2 separate regions of the Homo sapiens genome follow, and region 2 is linked to region 1. A link is an interaction called in ENCODE POLR2A ChIA-PET data of the cell type or tissue named here. Cell type or tissue: Panc1. All regions are shown on one strand.

Region 1 (2,500 bases):
CTAACTGGTTCACCTCAAACATGGCTAAAATATTTAAGCAGGAAAAACACCTGATTTTTAATAATTGTTGGAAATTTTACTGCATTTTAAAATGTTATTACACAAAATTGGAGTTATTTTACTTTATGTTTTAACCTACTAAGTCTTACAGTCTAGTACAGATATCAACAAAACTGAACAAAATTAGAAATCTACTCTTAGAAGCATAGAGGACAAGTCTACTTCATGAAGTCAAATAATATTCCAGAGATCAATCACATCAACTTGCTCCATGGGATAAAAATGTGTATCATGAGTAGGTTAATATTATGTAACATGTAATTTTAAAATCTGAGCTAAAAAGTTTTTAAGTAAGATTAGACAATATAATTATTCACATATAGAAAAGAAAGTTTTTCTTTCCTGACTGTGCACTTAAAATATTTTGAACATTTTCTTACAGTTTCTACCAATTCTATTAGTAAACTAAAAATTCTGAGGGTTTCCTTTCGACAAATGTGTATCAGAACAACTGTTCTTTTGTAATAAAAGAAGAATATGCTTAGTATTGCTAAGTTTCTCTTTTATTCCTGATATAAGGGAAAAGGTGAAAAAATACATGGTTTATTTTTACATGTTAATTAAATTTTACAAGACAGTTTTGTTCACTGTGGAACTTAGACTCTAAACCAAAGTAGCACATATAGATGAAAGTCGTTTTGTTTGAGAATATGAAATATCTGAATCTAGAGTAAATTCAAAGATCTTACCCCATAAAAATTGAATCATTTTCACTTCTTGGTTGACAGGTACTCCACAGGCTATTTATGAAAGATATGGTGTGGATGTTTTAGTTTAGTATCAAGTTTTCTGAGTGTCCACTGGGAACAGATGAGATAGGTAGGTTTATAAAACTCTAGTCCCATGTCAAGAATTAAATTGGTTTGATAATTTTTGAAATTGTGGCTTTTTTCTCTGTGTTCTAACAAACTTCTTGCCAACAATTAACTTCTCAAACTTTTAGATGATTGTATTGGTTTTTATTATTTCCCTGTTTTGGTTGTCTACATTTTGAGAGAAGAGATAGAAGAAAGTGGGGAGGAGAGAGAGAACTACACAACAACATATAAGGGAGGTTGATGGCAATTATGCAAAGAAGACAATAGATGGAAGGAAAATCCTTATAAAATAATTAAAATAAAGGATAAAATAAGAAGCGAATTAAATTTATTGAGTGTCAATAATTCTGATAATGATAGCAATAACCATATAGCCAGTCACTGACTACATGCCCGTTACTCTATTAAGTACTTTGTATGGCTTTTTTCAAGTAATCCTCATAAAAACACCAGAAAATGATATGTTTATATGCATTTTACAAATAAGAAAAAAAATGCTTCAACACAGCAAATAACTTGCTCAAGGCCATAGAGCTAATAAATTATAGAGCTGGGAATTGAGCCAAGAATGATTTGGCTCCAAACAACATCACTTTACCACTAGGGTGTAGTGCACTGTGCTAAGCCCTTTGCATGCATCATCTTATTGACTTATTGCAACACTTTGGACATGTACTATTAACCTCTTAATTTTGTTATTAAATAAAAGTATTGAAGTTAGAAGAGGTTCATGAACGTATGCAATTTTACCCAACCAAACAAGGGTTTGAACCCAGGTCTTTGTCACTCTACTGTAAGGATCACATAGTTTTGCTGGAATAGGTAAATTGATAAGAATGCTTTAGGGCCTGAGTTTCAAGAAAATAAAAGAAAGAAAAAAGAACATATTACTATTTGCCTTAGTAGCAATTCCAAGAGGATTCATAGTGGAAGTGAAGATTCTCTGAGAGAACTGAGAGTTTAAGGTGAGACAGTTGGCTCTTTGTCTTGCCTGCCTTTTAAGATATACTTTACTTCATTTGGTTGGTTTCTATCACCCTTTCCTGTGAGTTGTTTTGAATCCAGAATCACTTTTATCTGAGTAAGAAAAAAGAAAATGGAAGCCAAAAAACTGATTAGAAAAGAAATGAAAGTACTTCTGTAAGGGTCTGTCTGTCATGAACCCAGCAATGCTAAGATATAGGAAATAGAAAAAACTCACTTCTATCCTGGAGAGTTGTAAAGTATCCTTCAGGAGGAATAAATTGTCCTCTATGCACCCCTTCTAATCCACTCTCCACACTGCATCAGAGAGGTCTTTTCAAAATGCAACCCTGCCCTGGCCCTTAATTTTGAAAGCTTTCAGTGGCTTCCCATTGCTCTAAGAGGAAGACAAAGCAAGGCTCTCATCCACCTCTCCAGCTTGCAGCCCTGTGTACTTATCAGCTGCACTGTGCTTTGCTAGTCTGTGGTTTGCTAGGGCTTGCATTTGTGTGATTTCCTCCTGCTGGGGTGCTTATCCCATTCCCTAGTCTAATGTAGCTTATTCTCATCTATCCTTCAGGCTAAGTCTAGCTTCATTTCCCCAAGAAGGCTTCTCTGAACTCCTTGACTAATATAAAAAGTACTTCTTCCTTGGAAGA
Region 2 (2,500 bases), 570 kb before region 1:
GTCAACATTCACGTATATCGTGTCTCTGAGATGCGTTTCTATAGAAGCTGATTCCACTTCATGTATTTGTCTGAGATAATGCAGTTTTGTGGCATTTCATTCTTCATGGACTTCCTGGGAACTGATTTAAGGTGCACACATCAATCAGAGCCTAATCAAGCTCAAAGCCAGCAGCTTCTCAGGGGATGAGACAAGCGACCATTGAGACCAGTTCAATCAAGGTGGCCCTTGGGTTCAAAGGCTGCCATCTGAAATAAATCTGGAAAGTGCCTTTTAAATTCAATGAGCACTGATGAAGCAGCTGCCCATAGGGAGACCCCGACTGTACGGTATAAATACATCTATCCCAGAGCAGCCATAAATAACCCTCTCGTTTTTATGCATAATTAACAGAGCAGTAGCTAGTAGTTTGGCTGAATTATAATGACACATTCTAAGGCTACTTTCGTCTGTCTTAGCTTTAGAATATAATAATATTAAATTATTAGCCTATATGCTATGGTATGCTTGTCTGTGTGTGCCTGTGTGTATCTGTGTGTGTGTATAAACATTTATATTTTTTTGTTTATTCTGCGTAGGAATAGTAAATGCAACTTTAAGAAAAATATTGGAAACCCCAATGGTTCTAAGTCCTTTAGCTCTCATTATTTTAACATAAGGTCTCCCTGCAATAGGTGGATAATAAGCTAAACCGAAACCAAGGTTGTTCTTAACATATGGGACCTGCTGAAAGAGAAGGAGAGAAGTTTAGCAGGCAGAAATGACTCCTCAAGCAGAAATACCTTTTGAAGCCAGCAAGTAGTAATCTTGATGCTTGAATGGCTGGTATGAGGTGAAGACTGCTGGGTGAGAATTCACTGCTGCATCTTTGTGGGACCTTTTTATTCAGTGCCTTCTTGTCTATGTAAAATAAAATAAACCAACTTTTTGTTATTTTTTATATTTCCATGAAGAAGTCCATTGGGTCCAACAAAATCATGCAGTTTTAAGTTCAGTCTGTTTCATATGGGCTTCCCAACATGCATTCCCATTCAAAGGTCAATTACTTGCTTGCTTACTTTTTGTGGCACATTTGAATTAATGATACATTTGATGTCAAATTACAACTTTCCATTAAGAAAACTTGATTGACAATTATAATAACTCAGGTACAATAATGTGTCTTTCCTATGACTCTCCAAATAAACTCTGGGTCTGACTATTGGACTGCTATTTTCATTTTAAGAGACAATTTCTACCTTCAGAAATCCTCAGAAAATGAAACTGAACCCAAAGTGAAGAGAATAGTTTACACACATAGACATTGTAAGCAATGAATTATTAGGGTAAAACAATGCAAGGTTTTCCATGGTATCAAATTTCTTCTCAGACAGGAAACTAAAATACAAAATCTAGGATAATTTGGCCATGAAACAATAAATAAATAAATAACAGGCAAGAATGACAATCAAGGTAATTCTCCCTCTAAATGGAAAGTAATTTCTCCAATCCAAAGCTCAAATAAGATCAGAGAATCAAGTAGTTTCTGTTTTAGCCTTAATCAAAGATAGTGATAATTTTTTTTGAAATCTTGAGAGCAATGTAGAGCAATAGAAAAGATTCTGATAGGCCAGGGATGGTGGCTCATGCCTGTAATCCCAGCACTTTGGGAGGCTGAGGCTGGCAAACCACCTGAGGTCGGGAGTTCGAGACCAGCCTGACCACCATGGAGAAACTCCGTCTCTACTAAAAATACAAAAAATTTGCCGGGCATAGTGGCACATGCCTGTAATCCCAGCTACTCAGGAGGCTGAGGTAGGAGAATCGCTTGTACCCAGGAGGCAGAGGTTGCAGTGAGCCCAGATCGTGCCATTGCACTCCACCCTGGGCAACAAGAGTGAAACTCCATCTCAAACAAAAAAAAAAAAAAAAAAAAAAGGAGGAGACTCTGACATTTGGGTCAACATCATCCCATGCTTATCATTTTACCATTATGCAATTGTAATTAGTGCAAACACTATCACTTCCTCTGTGTTCCTCAATTTTTCTACCTAGGAAAAAGGATTAGTTGTAGTTGGAATATGTCTTTTAAAAATGGCTTGGAAATCCTATTTATGAATGCTACAGAGTACCATTTACAGATATAAACTCACCCCTAAAATTAACTTCTGGAATGTTTTTGTATGTGGGACAAACAAAACAGAAAGTAATAGCTACAAACTGGACACCAAAAGTCACCATGACCCATGACTCCCATTATGTGTCCCATTATGTGATGATGATGATGATGATAAACAGGTTAATACCTTGAAAGAAAATGGACATAAATACAGTAGAATCTGTGGATAGTCAGGAACTGAATGACCTCCTTGGTATCTCTAAAGCAGGGATATCCAATCCCTTGGCTTCCCTGGGCAACATTGGAAGAAGAAGAATTGCCTTGGGCCACACACAAAGCACACTAACACTAATGATAGCTGATGAGCTTTAAAAAATCACAAAAAAAATCCTCATAAAGTTT

Evidence for each region. ChIA-PET counts read pairs that join two places held together with the same protein. Peaks named below come from ENCODE experiments on the same cell type or tissue, not always from the same donor. Only the 100,000 strongest peaks of a DNase experiment are listed, where the experiment ranks them.
Region 2: POLR2A ChIA-PET joins it to region 1 with 6 read pairs; 2 of 35 experiments call an interaction of 5 or more read pairs at or near these places.

Annotation. Positions count from the first base shown.
Region 1 is chr11:40,513,301-40,515,800 of GRCh38, reverse strand. All of the region lies in intron 3 of LRRC4C (leucine rich repeat containing 4C), which reads left to right. Among named protein-coding and RNA genes, the nearest start is that of LRRC4C, 950 kb to the left of the region's middle. In Panc1, no CTCF peak of the experiment used is centred here; a DNase peak (open chromatin) is centred at 1,456.
Region 2 is chr11:41,079,760-41,082,259 of GRCh38, reverse strand. All of the region lies in intron 1 of LRRC4C (leucine rich repeat containing 4C), which reads left to right. Among named protein-coding and RNA genes, the nearest start is that of LRRC4C, 380 kb to the left of the region's middle. In Panc1, no CTCF peak of the experiment used is centred here; no DNase peak of the experiment used is centred here.